2 separate regions of the Mus musculus genome follow, and region 1 is linked to region 2. The links are chromatin loops, found by intact Hi-C in ENCODE. Cell type or tissue: heart. All regions are shown on one strand.

What was found. Hi-C counts contacts between places; a loop is a spot of excess contacts. Peaks named below come from ENCODE experiments on the same cell type or tissue, not always from the same donor. Only the 100,000 strongest peaks of a DNase experiment are listed, where the experiment ranks them.
Region 1: a loop joins it to region 2, with 2.9 times the contacts of the local background. A loop is called at or near these places in 5 of 42 quality-filtered maps.

Annotation. Positions count from the first base shown.
Region 1 is chr4:144,888,435-144,896,434 of GRCm38, reverse strand. Dhrs3 (dehydrogenase/reductase (SDR family) member 3) reads right to left here and starts at 3,358. Exons shown (of 6, transcript NM_011303.7): 1 at 2,726-3,358. The coding sequence starts at 2,920. It also overlaps a transcript of Vps13d not described here. In heart, no CTCF peak of the experiment used is centred here; DNase peaks (open chromatin) are centred at 2,614, 3,694, 4,084, 4,954 and 4 weaker places; H3K4me3 peaks cover 3,404 bases; H3K27ac peaks cover 2,307 bases; H3K27me3 peaks cover 882 bases.
Region 2 is chr4:145,092,062-145,100,061 of GRCm38, reverse strand. Vps13d (vacuolar protein sorting 13D) reads left to right here. Exons shown (of 70, transcript NM_001276465.1): 41 at 1-97; 42 at 1,899-2,051; 43 at 3,741-3,876; 44 at 5,191-5,238; 45 at 7,707-7,857; 46 at 7,990-8,000. Among named protein-coding and RNA genes, the nearest start is that of Vps13d, 99 kb to the left of the region's middle. In heart, no CTCF peak of the experiment used is centred here; a DNase peak (open chromatin) is centred at 3,141.

The DNA.
Region 1 (8,000 bases), 200 kb after region 2:
GATTTCTCTCAGTGGCAGCTGCTGCTTTCACTGAGGCTGGTGCTGGTGAGTACCTATTTGCACCTGGGACACCACTGACTTCTCCTGGTTTCCTCCCACACTCCTGGGCCACCCCCAGTATCTAGTTCACACCTGTCCCAAACCAACTTAACTGCAAACTCCCAACCCCCACAGCACTCAGCCCTTTGTTGCCAAGCCCACAGGGTCCTAACCACTTCTGGGTCTGGGGGGTTGTCCATACACTGGCCCCAGTTGCATTCAGCTAAGAGGATAGAGTCCACCTTCCCACAGAAAGAGCTGGAGAAAGGCTTACTGAATGCAGTGGCTCCAGTAACTGCAGAAAGTTATGATTCCAGGGAGCTCCGGTGTGAGTGTGTGCGTGTGCGTGTGCGCGCGCGCGCGCGCGTGTGTGTGTGTGTGTGTGTGTGTGTGTGTGTGTGTGCGTGTGTGCGTGTGCGCGTGTGCGTGTGCGCGCGTGTGCGTATGTGCGTGCGTGTGTGTGTGCGTGTGTGTGTGTGCGTGTGTGTGTGCGTGTGTGTGCGTGTGTGCGTGTGCGTGTGTGTGTGTGCGTGTGTGTGTGCGTGTGTGTGCGTGTGCGTGTGTGTGTGCGTGTGTGTGTGTGCGCGCGCGTGCGCGTGTGCGCGCGTGTGTGTGCGTGTGTCCGTGTGCGCGTGTGTGTTTGTGTGCGTGTGTGCGTGTGTGTGTGTGTGTGTGTGCGTGTGCGCGTGTGTGTGTGTGTGTGTGTGCGTGTGTGTGTGCGTGTGTGCGTGTGTGTGTGTATGTGTGTGTGTGTGTGTGTGTGTGTGCGTGTGTGTGTGTGTGTTATTCTGCCAGCCAAGTAAATGGCACCAGGAGTTTCCCAGGCTCCCCTGGCTTTTCTTTGGGGCGACCCCACCACCAATTAAAGGCCCATTTCTCATCAGCCTGGGCTTGTTTCCTGGAAAAGCTTGTCCTTTCCAAGATAGGTGGGGTTGTGCCTTCCAGGGTATGAACCTGTTGGATCCACTCTGCACTCACATCCCCCCCCTCCCCCAGCCTACTTCTGCCTTCAATTTAGGATTGTTTACAGTCGGTCAAGTTTTTCCAGATTGACAAAGCCTTTCTCATAAGCTACTGCAGTCTGCCACAAGAACAGTGGAAGAGTGTCAGGATCAGAGCCAGCTGGAAGATTCAGGCAACTGAGACACACATTGTGTCAAGCATAAGCAACTGTCACAAGTATCCCCTCTGCCAGGGTCCCCTTCACTGCCCTCTTGGTCCCCCTCCACAAAGAGCTTTGGAAGAATTCCATGGAGACCCCCCACACCCCAAGAAGAGAAACCGATGAGAACAACCCATATTTCCTTTTAATTCAGCAACTCCAAGGGTTAAAAACACTTCTGAACTCCCCTTCCAAAGGCAAGGTTAAACAGCTGTCCAAACCACCCAAGGAGATTCAGGAGCCCTGGACAGCTGGAGGACCCCAGGCCCCAGCTGTTCATGCTAGAACAGCTTGGCCAGGGAAGAGTTAATGGGCAATCAGTTTTGGATGATAGTTCAGACTCCAAAGTTCAGTCTCAGCCACCGAAGGAATTGTAAATCTCAGGGCAGTATTTAACAAAACAAAAGCAACCTGGAATTACATGAAGGTTTGGCTTTCCACAGAGCATATTTACTCTAATCCCCAAGGTATGCGGCTCCATGTCAGATCAGCTGGCTAGCCTGGTCCTCCCACCCCCCCTCCTTAGCAACAGTTTAAATTTCAAACTAATTCCCTAGTTTGTTCTTCGTCTTCGCGGGCCGGCTGGAGACAGACCGGCCTGCCGGCCTCAAATCCCTCTCCATTGCTCTTGCCACTGAGTGAGTCAGCCGGGTCTGCAGTTGCAAGTTGGGTGACAGCTGGCTCTCCCTCCAGTACTCTGCAACACCACGTCTCCAAAACCTGGAGCATGGGGAGCTGGTGTCACCCACATAATAAGAGGCAGTGGTCAGAGGGGCACAGTGCCACCTTCCAATCCAGCTGAGAAGGATCCCCTCCGATGAAGAGGGCGGGGGTGGGAATCAAGGTTGAAGGTGAGGACAAGGGCTCTCTTTATCAGCGGCTGGCTACCCCCTCACCCCTCTTTCAGAATTTTAAACACCTGGGCCTCCCAGTCTTTCAGCCGGACTAGACCATCCACGTCAACTCTCTCCTTTACAAATCTGAACCGAGCACCCTATCTCACGTCCCTGCCTAGCTGCAACCTCTCAGCTTGTTTGGGACTAGGCAGCGAGTTGCCAAGCAAAATACCAAGCGCAAGCTAGCAGGGGGTTTGGCTTCCAGCTCTACCTAGGGGCGCGCGCACACCCTGCGCTTGGCAGGGTGCGGGCAAAGAGAGAGAGAGGGCACTACACCTTAGAGAAAGAGTCATGCGGCAAAATGGGTGGGTATTCTAGGTATGGTAGTTGGTAGGGGTAAATAGCCAGCGAGATACCAATCCCAGGGGAGCCAAGCAACTCAGGGCCTGCCAAAACACAGTCCGGTGCCCGGGAAATCTATGAAGGATGAAACCGACTTGCTTCGCAGTCCCAGGTGATGCAAGGAGTGGGTGGCTTGAGACTTTCAGATCGTTGGCGCTGGTTTCCGCACCCGCAGCAGGTGGGAACACCCCCCACGACTGCCTCCCCCTCCCTGCGTGCCAGAGTCCCTTTACCCTCAGCGCCCACTCCAGGTGTCGCAGTGCCACCCCGCCCCCACGCCGTGTACCTTTCTGGCGCCACGCTCTGCGAACTCCCGAGCGAGGTGGCGTCCGATGCCTCTCCCACCGCCGGTGATGAGGACTGACTCCCGCGACAAGTCCCGAAGCTTGGGGGGCAACACCATTCCCACGGCTGCTTTGGTTACCAAATAGATCATTTGCAGAGGGAACACTACCAGCGCGCCCAGCCATTTCCACACCATCCTCCGCGCGGAGGAGCGGGGTACAGGGGGAGGTGGTAGGAGGCGGTGGACAAAACTCCCCGGACAGGAATTAAAAAAAGATAGAAAGAAAACTCCCCCAAACAATAATAAACTAAATAAGGAAAAGGAGGCGTCCCACCTGGTCACTCTTGAACTGATCTCCTTTCAGATGTAAAGGACAGGGCGAGGAAAAATGGGAGGAAAAAGAAAAAAAAAAGAAAAAGAAAAAAAAGATAAACTCTGCTCTGGCGGAGAGGTAAAAAGCGTCTCAGAAGATTGGGACGGTGAGAGGGGCTGTGGAGAGTCCAAGGGGTGGGAAGTTTTAACAAGAAGTTTCTTGCCCCAACAGCCGTTTCGGCTGGGAAATTCACAGGTAATGTTTACAGACCGACAGAAGAGTTTAGGCAAGGCCAGGGACGAAAAAAAAAAAAAAAAAAAGCACCAACCACAGCGCGCACACAGCTACAGTCCGCGGTTTCAAAGTGCAAGATTAACAAAACAAACAAACAAAAAAGCTGTTTCCCAATTGTAGCGCCCCCCTCCAACTTTCTCCAGAAAAAGAAAGGGGGGAAAAAACCACACACAAAAACACCACACACAAAACCTGGGGAGTGATTGCAGCTCCCAATTTCAGTCCGCGAAAGTCTCCCGACTCATTGCTATTCTTGGGCTCAGGAAATTGCTTAAACGCGATCTGATTGCCAGCACCGTGCAGGAGAAGTGGGGGGTCCGGGTGTCAGTTTCTTCTCGTGCACAGCTCGCCCTCGCGCGCGCCCGCTCTCTCCGGTTCCCTCCTCCCTCTCTTGCAGCCCGGGCTGGGAGTTGCCGCTCGGTGTGGCTCCCTCTCTTCCCCCCTCCCCTTTAGTATTTATTGCCTTCTTTTTTGTTCTTTCCAACTTGGTCGGGCCCGTACTGTGGAGCACTCGTGGATAGGACGCCCTAGTCTGCACCGCCCTATTACTTCGTCCGCGGGGCAGCTGCGGCGTGGACCGAAAGGGCGCCCCCTCCTTTTTTTTTTTTTTTTTTTTTTTAATACCCCATTAAGTCTGATTGACAGTTAAAGTTGTTGGGAGGCTTCACTATCGTGCCTCTGAGTGGCTGCGGCGACTTCCCCTCCCCCTGCGCCGTGGCGGGGCACGCGCCTAGGCGCGCACCCGGTCTCGCTGCGTCTCGCACTCCCCTGGGACTCGCTTCTCATTTCTGCAAGCTGGAACTTGCTGCCCTAGTCCCCGAGGGCTCGCAGCCGGAACTCGAACACGCTGCAACCAACTCTGGCAAGCCAGCTTGCTGTATCAGACCTGGCTCCCAGCCTGGGCCAGGTGACCACCCCTGAGCGGCCGGGCAAACCGAGGGGAAACTCGCGCATGCCTTGATGCTATTGGGTCGCCAAGGGTTCATTTCAGGTCACTTGGTCATTCTTCTGCCTCCAGGTAGGACCAGGAGGTTATGTTTCATCATTGCCTGATTCCCATTTTCCTTCAAAGAGTGTACATCCGAAGTTGTATTAACGTGAAGTCTCTCACGTTGAGGTAGAGGGACCCCTTGGGAGGCAGGATTTTGCTTTGGGAGAAAGGGGAGCAGGGCAAAGGACCTCTAACCCCAGGTGCCAATAAAATCCCCATAAGATTAGCTGGGAGCTTATTTATTGCTTATCTGGGCTAGAATTACCTTGACTGACAGCAATTTCCTTAATAACAGAAGCCTGTAAACAACACGTCTTCAAAGCTATGCCACTGTTCAGTTCATCCAGTGTCCCCTCTCTGGGTGCCCTTACCCCGCTGACCTTTTGGGCACCCACCTTGTAACCTCTTGCCCACCCCTTGTAAGAACGTCTCCCTGTTGGGAGGGCGGGACCCAGCTATTTAGACTTGCCTGTTGCGGGAAGTCTAGGAGGTGAGTCATGAGAAGCAGGCCCAGTTAAAAGTGCTGATGAGACTTGCCACCCGCCCCCTCTGCACATCCCTGGGCGGGAGAGGGAGAGACAGCCAGGGAGCCTGCCCTATAATCTGGGGCAGCCCTTTCCAGCCCTGGACGTGTTCAGGCTGGGAGTCCTGGGCCTCAGCCCCAAAGACTGATCCAGCAGGCCCTGGGTGCACAAGGAACTAACTGTGCTTTTAATATTCCCCGCCTGGGTGTGAACAAATCCCTTTGAGAAGTGCTGATTTGGGGAGGGGGTGGAGATCACTTCCTCTTTTGCCAACTACTGTAGTTCTGGGGAGAAGTTGTCATGAGAACTCTTAGGTTTGGATGAAGGGGCAAGGAAGCCGTTCTCCTGTGTGGAGCTCCTGCGATCTGGTCTGACATTCCACCCTCCAGCTGACCTCGCCTTGGGGACTTTGTCATCCTATTTCCCAGGTTACCCAGCCAGGAAGTACAGGAGGAAGAGATTCAGTCCAGACCTAATTTCTCTTCCCATCCCACCCCACTCTGGCAAGAAGGCAGGAGAGAGGTGGAGGACAGGCTTGGCCAAGAACTGCAGTGAAGAGTCCCTGCAGGCTCCATTCTTCTTTCTAAAGGACTCTCCAAAGGGCTGGCCGTTGCCTTCCTTAGATCCCACCCCACCATGGTGGCCATTTCGTCCATCTTCCAGGTCTATAAAACAACAGGAAAGAAATGGCAGTCAGGGAGGGTCGGACTCTTGGCGCCCAGCGGTTGCTAAGGCCTATGTACAAGACACCAAGTAGGGGAGACCCCCAAAAGGCTGCATAGCTTCTGCCCTCATCTATTATCCTTGGAGACGCCTAGTGGCCAACATGGGACACTGCACCTCTAAGCTACTAGCGTTTTCAACACTGGTGGGGCTAAAGAGCTATTCTTTTTGCTTAGGCCTTTCACTCCATGTAAGGCTAAGGACTTGTAAAGATCACAGCCTCTTCTCTACCTGTTTCATAGCAAAGGTTACTAACACACGGAGATCCAGCCATTCACAGAAAGACACGTATGTGTTCATCCTGTTCAGATCAGATGCTAGACCAGCTGAGTGACCAGGAGGACCCTTGTCCATGTCCCACAGGTGTATGTTTGGGACAGAGGTGGAAAGGTACTGTGAACCCCAGTGGATCTTCACACGTGTCTTATACACACTACAATTTCCCAAATGGTCTGGGGAGGTGGGTGTTATGTGCCCTCTCAACGCAATTAAGGAAACTGGGCCCAACAGATAAGTAAGCAATTCATTCAAGGCCACACAGGCTTCTCCCTGTTGAGTCTGAGCTGGAGTCAGAGGGGAGCAACAACAACAACAACAACAACTCAAAATAAAAGAATTGCCCCCCCCCAAACAAATTAACAAAACAAACGACCAAACAAAAACCGGCTAGGCAATTCCAAAAGCAACTGTCAGATGCAAGGTCTGGCCAGATGCAATGGCCCTGTTTCTACTTGGTCTACTGTCAGGATGTGGATTTTGTGGTCCTGGTATCTGTGAGCTTAAGGCTTCCCCCAGCATCAGCTTTCCAGAGATGAGCTGTCACTGTCTTTATCCATTTCCCTCCCTACACCTCAGTTCCCAGGAAGATAGGGGTGGGGGAGCACGGGGCTAAGGCTGCACAACTAAGTAGGCTGGTTTCAATAAGAAAGTTGTAGTGTGGAATATGTGTCCCCTTTCTCTCTTGGTACTGGTCCATTCTGCTTCCTTGATGCAGGAGATACTAAGTCTAACTCTAGAGAGGAGCTTGAAAATTTTCGTCCCAGCCTTGGGCGGAGGGCCCCACACTTTTTTTATTTTTTCATCCCCCTCCTGACAACGTGAAAGGAGTCTTTGTGGGCTTGGTGGGAGAAATGAGCAGAAGTAACTTTTCCATGACTCAGCCCTGCTGGGGCTGGGCACAGCTAGGGAGGTGCAAGAAACAACTCTCCTATAGGGCCAGTTGGAACCCTGTGGCGGAGCTGCCTTCCAACTTTCCTGGTTTGCGATTAAAGACAGTGAAAAGAGGTTGCTGGCCTTACAATTAGAAGTAGGCTGCCTAGGGACTTGGGAGATGTTTTGGTGGGTAAGAGCACTTGCGGTGTGCGCCGGCTTAGGTTTTTAATGTCAACTTGACACGAGCTGGAGTCGTCTGAGAGAAGGAGAATTTAATAGAGAAATCATCTCTGTAATATAAGGCTGTAGGCAAACCTACAAACCTGTAGGGCATTTTCTTCATTAGTGAGTGACGTGGGAAGGTACAGCTCATTGTGGGTGGTGCCATCCCTGGACTGGGGGTCTTGGATGCTATAAGAAAACAGGCTGAGCAAGCCATAGAGAGCAAGCCGATAAGTAGCATGATTCTGTGGCTCCTTCATCAGCTCCTGCCTCTAGGGTCCTGCCCTAACTTCCTTCCATGAGAGTCTATGATGTAGAAGTGTAAGAGAAATAAAGCCCGTTCTCCCCCAATTTGCTTTAGGTTATACGATTTTATCACAGCAGAAGAAACCCTGATTATAACACTGTGCAAGCGTGGGAACCTGAGTTTCGGTTCCCAGGATCAATGTAAAAAGAGAGATGTGGCCATGTGCTTCTGTAATCCCAGGGCCAGGGGTGGAAGTAGGCAGGGCCAGTTGGTGGATGGATCCTTGCTTGGCAGCTGGCCAGTCAGCCTAGCTGGAAAACAGCAAGCTCCAGGCTCAGTGATGGACCCCATCGCAAGGGAGTGAGGCAGAGAGGGACAGGAGAAATTCCAAGTCCTTTTCAGGCCACTGTGTGTGTATACACTGCCACACATACTCCCATTCACATGCCTGTGTGATCTTGCACACTCAGACACAGTAGACTACCTCATGAGTTAGCTCATTGTGGACCTGAGGCAGCTAGTGCCTTGCTGACCACTGAGCCCGTTCTGTTTTTCCACCCAGCACCAAGCAATGAAGGCTGAGAGTTTTTCTTTTACAAAGCTCTCTCCTGGCCACCATTGCAACTAGACTGTAAGATATAGAAAGGCAGGCCTCAAGCCTTGCTCAGTTCAGGGATGGCTCCATGCTACTGGGAGACAGCTGAAGCCCAAGCTCAGTGACCTGCAGTGATCCCTTCCCTTCAAAGAGACTGACGTCTGGGCAATTGAATCCCAGAAGCCAGTACTGGTGCCCACTGCTGATCTACTCT
Region 2 (8,000 bases):
AAACACCCAAGCGTCGGCAGCCATTTGTCCCCTTTGCTCTTCGGAACCACACAGGATGCACACTGTGGTTTGCCACCCTGACCACCACACCTACCAGGTAAGGCACTTTCATTCTGTCTCTGGAGACACTTAAATCCTAGCAACCTTGGGCAGCAGCCTGGCAGAGCAAGGCTGGCTCCTGCTCAAAGCCCCTGGGCTGGTAACTGAGCCAGTAACTCGTGCCCGGAGAGTTATGGTAGGGAGACATACTGATTCTGCAGAGGACCGCTGTGAAGTGGGTCCTGAGTGTGCAGTAGTGCTGCTGTGCTCATCTTGACCTGGTTTGTGTTATGTTCATGGTCAGAGGGTGAGAGAAAAGTCATCCCAGGCTTCTGTAGGCTCCATACTCTTTAAAGAAGCTGTATGTGGTCTCAAAACTAAGTATTTTGCATTTTTCTTATAAGCCTGCTTTGGAAATGCCCTCCACCCCTGACTCCTGAACACTTATTTTTGTCTCTAAAGCACACTTTGGCCCAGATAGCATCGGGTGGAGTTGGGAGGGCTGTGGGAATTTGCCTAAGCTGAATGCAAACCTTGACTGATGACTTTGCCTGCTTAGATGTTGGCTCAATGCTCTAAATACATGGGACCTTTCCAGCTTCATGAAGGGCAGAGCTGAGTAACTGTCAGCTGATTTGAAACAATATTCTTCTGATTCCACTAGCCATGAGGTACCATAGCCAGGACTTTGCTGTTTACCAGTTCATGTCTGTTAAATTCTTGCTGGTCACCAGCTTGTTCCCGTAGAAAACTCTGCTTTGGTTTGTTTGCTTTGGATGCATATGTGTGCATGTGTGCATGAATATGGCTATGGGTGAATGTGTGTGTGTGTGCTCATACATGCATGTGAGGGTATATGAATGTGGCTATGGGTGAATGTATATGTGTGGTAATGCATGTGTGTGAGTATGTATGCAGAAGCCAGTGAACAACCACAGATGTCATCTTCAGGAACGATGTCTGCTTTCTTTGACAAAGGGTCTCTCATTGGCTTATTGATTAGGCCAGGCTGGCTGCTGACCACTCAGCTCCAGGAATCCTGTCCCTCCCTCCTCAGTGCTGGGATACATGCACCACCACACCCAGCATTCTTACATGGTTTCTGGTGATTGAACTCCTGTGCTCCTGCTTATGAGGCAGGCGATTTCATGCCTGCTGTGTAGGACTGGGAAAATGGCTCAGTCAGTAAATTCTTGTGTATTAGGCCTAGAGCTTGGATCTCCAGCAATCTTGAAAAAGCTGAAGATGGTAGTGTGTGGCTGTTTCCCAACACTAAGACATGCAGATAGGAGGCTCCTTGGAGCTCACTGACAGCCATGCTAGCCAGTTGATGAGTTCTAGGTTATATTATAAGAAACCCTGTCTCAAATTATTAGATAGAGAGTGATTGATGAAGGCACCTGATATTAACCTCTGTGCTCCAAATGCACATATGTCCATGATGTAACACACACACACACACACACACACACACACACACTTTCTTCTATTGAAAAACATTATTTGAAACAGAGTTTCACTATGCAGCCCAGGCTGGCCTAAAATTTGCCCTATTGCACAGGCTGGCTTTACAGTCATTCTCATTCTTCAGCCGAGGTTGTAAGTATGCTGTACAATGCTCAGCATTACTTCAGTCTATTTCTAAACGTCCAAAGATGTTTAGTTGTGACAGAGCCGGAAAGTAGCTGAAGCCACTTGCTCTCGGGTCCTTCTTGGGTCACAAAGAACAACCAGGTTATATCATGCCACTGCAGTCAGTCAGTTATGGGAGGGCTGATTTCCTAGTGGCTCAGAACTCCTGTAGAGATAGTAGGGAGGGTAAGGCTGAAGGGACAACCTGTCATTTGATTTGGTTCCAGGGCTGCACTGTCTCACAGTGGGAGTCCTGGGGTGGTTCCAGAAGGGAATGGAGCATTCCTGGATGATGCACACAATGTCAGTGAATGGAGAGAAGTCCTCACAGGTGAAGAGATTCCCTTTGAATTTGAAGCCAGAGGAAAGTTACGACACAGGTAAAATATGGTTGTTTATTCTTTTTCATGGATTTCATGGCATGGATATAAATGTTTGTCCCTGGTGTTTTGTCTTTCACTATTTGTCTTTCACTGACTTGAATGTTTTGTTGTTCAAAGATACTTTGAAAGTGACTGTTTCCTCTTAGAATATAGGCTGTCATGCCATCTTGGAAAAACATTTCTTTCTATTCCCATTTTCTTGGTGTGTGAGAAGATAACTAAGTATTTCAGAGTTTGGACAAAAGCTAGGTACATACTCACACTCAGCTCCATTAAACCCTGTCCGGGTCTCTGTGTAGGCGACCGAGCCTGAAAGCTGCCCAAGTGGATGATGTGCAGTTCTCAAGCTTGATTATCTCAGTCTTAAGATACATTTATGCCGCACACTTTCTGTGAGCAGATAGGCCCAGGATGCAGAGCTAGGAAAAGCAAGCAGTGTACGATTACCTCTTCAAGGGGTACTGCTGACCCAGTCACTCCTGGCGCAGCCAGCTAGAGGACTTGGCACAAATACAGATGAAGGCTTTAATTCCATTTCCTGAAAGATAATAAAATGTCCAGTAAGGTATTACCTCACTATTTGCAAGTATTTTTAAATGGAAAGGCTGTCTAGGGTGTAAATAGGTGAAGGCTTAGTGTTTGAGCCTTGGACTGATTCTGGGAAGCTGAAGTGGAAGAGGCTGGCTTCAGGCCTGAGCCCATATGCAAACCTCCCTCACAACAAAGCCTTTCTTCCTCTTGTTCTGCCTGCACGGGTTAGTCCTGACTGGTGAGGGTTTTGAATGTATGGGTCTGGGTCTCTGGGAGTCCTTTGGGGGTGGGGGTAAAATCTCTATGCTGGATACATTTTCAGGGTGCCCTGTGCTTCAGGAAGCTCTTGTTAATAGTATCTTTCAATAAGCCCTGCCTCTTGCATCAGAGAGGGCTTGGTGTCATTTCCATCTTAGTTTCCATGTAACCCACTGTACTGCTTGAACTCATCAAAATAAATGCATTTTTTGGCATTTTCCCCTTGGCATACTGTCCCTATGCTGCCCTCCTCCCTTCCTGTCAGCCTCAAGTTCAGTTCCCCATTTCAGCTTCAGCCTTCTGGCTTGAATTAGGCAAAATCTAAAATAGAATTAAACGTGCAATTTCCTCCTATTCCTTCTGTTCTGCCCACTGCCTTCTGCTCCAGTTTCAGCTGAGCGCTTGTACACTCTTAACTCCAAGGGCACTGTCTCCCAGGCCTGTCTGTGGTTGTGTAGGGCCTGAGCCAAAAAACTGGATGTGTTCCTTAGAGGAGTAGAATTTTCAACAAAGGAACTAAAAAGACAAAGCTTACGTACCCCAAGAGCATGGTTACGTGATTCAATGGCCAGGACACTCTGATCATTCCATTCAGCTGATTGCCACTGACATTATTTCATGAAGATTAGGTAGGTGCTGCTGGGAGCCCTCTGGCAAGCATACAGATTTTCATGGTTTATGAGAAGAGGGCAGATGCCCCTTGCTCCAGGCCTTCTGCATCTCACCAGTAGCCGTCAGCATAAAAGCCAGTTAAACTGTCTTCCTGACTTCTCTCACCAGGTAATGCTGAGAAGGCTTAACTGGCTTTTACATCATTATAAAATACAATCAGGTTGGAGTCTCTGCTCCTAATTTCCTGTCTTTTTGAGACTGGGCCTTTTCTGATCCTCTTGACAGACATACTCACGACCTGCGCATCCATCAGCTGCAAGTTCGAGTGAATGGCTGGGAGCAAGTGAGCCCAGTGTCTGTGGACAAGGTCGGGACCTTCTTCCGATATGCAGCACCAGACAAAAATTCCTCTTCCTCTACGGTGAGTGGCTGCTGTTTGGTGTCATGCACACTCTGCCAGGCCAGGTTGTTACACAGTGAAGCTTGCAATAACCTTGCTCTGTTGAAGTGCTTTGCTCCCCTGTGTCTAAGAAGAAAAACATCAGAGTATTGTCTCAGGAGTGAGTGTTAGGAATCAATATGAAGATCAGCCAGCTAATGGTTGACATCAGTAGAAAACGAGGTGGGAATTTGGCAGCAACATGTTGTTTCATGTAGGTAGATATCTTCTTCTCTGATCATAGTCTGGGAAACTTCCCTCTGTCTATGGGGGATGAGTTTCAAGGTTTCACCTGCCCCACCCCAGACCCAAATCGTTGGTGCTCAAGTCTTTATTTTTTTATGGCAGAGTGTTTGCACACAGTCTATGCGTATCTTCCAGTAAACTTCAAGTGATCTAGAGATCACATTTCCACAAAAGTACTGTGGGAAGCAGTTGCTAATACTGTATTATTTAGAAGCTAGAGATGAGGAGAGAGATTGTATGTGTGACCATAGTAGGCCTGACCACACATCAAATGGTCTGGGCTTGGTTGAGTTTGAGGATGTGAGCCCTGTGTATATAGAGGGCCAACTGTCTTGGCTGTTCTTTATGTATAATTAAGCTTTACCATTTGCATGCATCTTCATATTATATTGCTCTTCCATGGTCCTTTTAGCTCTATGTTTCTAAATCCTATGTAGCATTGCTATTTATTGTCTAATCACACTTAAGTTCACCTGCTTCTCCCTGGCCTTTCAACCTGGGGCTGGGGGGCAGGGGGCAGGATGCAGGCAGCTTCCCCAGCTGCTGGTATAGGCAGACGCCAGTGTTCTGGTGATGCAAGTACCTTATGTGCCCCTGTGCCATATTCATGTTTTGTTAGGCAGGTGACCTGCTTTTGAGCATCAGTGATGAAGCAAACACTGTAGAGACACTGCAGCTTTGCTCATGAGAGATACTTTTGGAGAACTCCTTTCCACGAGTGTTTATTTTCACTGTCTCTATATGGCACTCCACTTATCTTCATTGGGAGAAAAACATTATTTTCTGCCTAAATTCATGTCAAGCAGTGAAAGGAACAGCTCTTCCCACACATACTTAGCCATTACATTGATGGGTCCTGGAGAAACACAGCCATCGGATGATAGTAGACTGAATATCATTTTCTCCCTAATGCTCAAGACATGGTATATTGTCTTTAGTGATACTGTACCTGAGAGCCGTTTTAAACACCACTCTTTCAAGGCAGTTACATTGTCACTGCTATTGTGTGTCACTGCTATTGAAGCTCTGATTTTTGTAACTCTCTCATAGATCGGCAGCCCAAGCAGCAGAACAAACATCATACACCCCCAGGTTTATGTGAGTATGACTTTGCTGTTGTCATCATTGTACTTACTGAGTGTGTACACTGCACTGAGGCTGTACACAGGTATGTGTTCTTCATGGTCAAAGGACTCTGTGGCCCGTATGTGACTGACATTTAAACTGCCCTTTCCTGTTAGTGGTCTTCCTGAGCTAGTGCACATAGCTGAGGATTTTAGCATCGCCAGGGCTTCCTTTCCTTCTCAGCCGAATTATCAGTTTCTCCTGGTTCAGTTGTGTATTTCATATGCTTGGTCCCAAGGCCTTGTAAGAAAAATACAAGAGCAGTTAGATTACGCCCCACTTGTGCTTGAAACATGAATATAGTGACATGAATATAGTCCAGGCATTATTTTCCCACTTCTTGTGCCTAAGGATCACAGACACTGAAGTAGGAGGTGGATCTGGAAGCTATAGTGTGTGATTCTTTGGAGCTACGCTAGTGGAGGATTGAGCTTTGATGGTGATTTCTGACTAGTATGTGTTCCTGAAAAGCCATTCCAGAAAGGGGGCTCAGGTAATCTACGTTCGGTTCGCAGCACCATGTCAGGCAGCTTGTAGTTGCCTGTGACTTCAGCGTCTTCTGGCCTCCACAGACACCTTCTCACTCATGGCATCACTCACACAGACATACAGCCATCCACATAAATAAAAATAATAGTATAAGAAAACCAAAAATACTCCAGAAAAGATGGTTGAATTTTGATTTGGACTCCCCAGCACTTTGGTTTGGAAGAGCATTTTGTTTTATAGCTTAGTAAGCCAGTTCTCTTATAGTTCACTCTAATAACAATAAAGTCGGCAGGATGAAGGACTTGCTTATGCTATCATCTGTTTCTGTGGCAAAGAAGCATCTAAAAGTAGTGCTTTTAGACCTTCTGTGGTGTATGGCACATGGAATTCATTCTTAAATACATATTTCTGTATGGTAGTTGTACAAAGACTGTGTTAAATGTGAGTGAACATTTAGAACTTCACATAGCAACTGTAACCCAGCTTACAGTTGTAATGACGAACCACTTCCCTCAGTTATATTGAGTGTCTGAAGCCGGCATCCTGTTTTTTAAAGGTTGGACATGTTTGTAATCTCAGTACTGAGGAGATAGAGTCAGGAGTTCAAGGTTATCCTCAGCTACACAGTGAGGTGAAAGTCAGCCCTGGCTCCGTGACGAACCAAACATGAAACCAAACCATTGTGATGGAGCACAGCCTTGAGGGCTGTGATGATGAAAGTTTGTTTCTAGCTCTCTCCATGTCAGGTACATGGGTCATCAAGGGTAGTTGAGCCACACTGAGAGTTAATGAAGTCATTTGTTCCTGAGAAATATCTCTTAAACAGACAAGGCTTTCCTAAACTCTGTGCTTTGCACAAACAGGCCTGAACCTCTGCAGACATTTTCTTTTTTCCTGTGTGTGTCTGGGCAGCACCCAACCCATTGTTAGTGTTCAAGGAATGCTTTCTCAGTTTTAATTAGGAAGGAAGATGCCACATGAGGGAAAGCAGTTAGTACCTTGCAAGGTTCTACTTCTTTTTTTATTTCCTCGGGAGATTCGAAAAGAAGTCGTCCTATAGTTTCTTTATTAGGCCTGGTGGTGTGTTTTTTGTTTTTACCACATCACGGGAAATATGGAAAGTTGAATAAATCATTACCACTATTGAAGTTCTTTGTAATATGTCTGTAGGCCTCGAGATAACCCTTGCTACCTTCCTCTCTTTGTAGAATTAAGGAGTACATCCAAAGCCTCCTGTATGCTATGCAGATAACTCTCCCACTAAGCTGTAGCTCCATCCCCACATGTTCTTTTGGGACATACTTTGTGGTATTATATCTGAGTAGAATATTTTATAGATGTTTTTAGAGTGGGTTCCTTAAAAAATGATTTATTTTTAATTATTTGATGTGTGTGTTTGTCTGCATGTATGTAAATGTGTTACTGAGGAGGCCAAAAGAATGCAAATCCCCTAGAACTGGAGTTACAGATGGTTGTGAGCTGCCATGTAGGTGCCTGGAATTAAACCCAGGCCCTCTGGAAGAGTGGCCAGTGAACTTAACTATTGGGACATCCCTCTAGTCCTGGCTCTTTCCTTTTGTTGTTGTTGTTGTTGTTGTTGTTGTTGTTGTTGTTGTTGTTGTTGTTGTTTTGAGGCAGGGTCTCATGATAGAGCTCTGGCTGTTCTGGTACTCACTGACTGGCCCCGAACAGATATCTGTCTGCCTTTACCTCCTGAGTGCTGGGATTAAAGGCATGGGCCACCATGCCCAGCAGTCCTGACTCTTTTAAGAGTATTCACGTTTAACAGTATTTATGGCCTGCTCGCTTACTTTAGAGCTAAAAACTGATTTGGTGTGGATAATAATTTACTGAAGAGCAATGGTGGCAGCAATTCTCTTGACTTTCATACTCTAGTGGAATTTACATGCTATGTGTTTTTCCAGGTGCAATTTTCTTTCTCTTTTTCACAGTTCTCTTCACTCCCACCTGTGCGGGTGGTATTTGCAGTCACAATGGAAGGCAGTGCTCGGAAAGTAATCACTGTTCGGTCAGCCCTCATTGTGAAGAACAGACTTGAGACACCAATGGAACTACGGTTGGACAGTCCTTCTGCCCCTGACAGTAAGTCAGGATGGTGCTGTTATTGTGACTCTTTGTCCCGTTTGCATAGTGTGTCTTGCCTCTGTCCTCTGATTAATGAGTCTTGGGGTGGGGACCATCTCCTGCAAGTGCTAACACTTATTTCTGTGGCAGAGCCGGTGGTG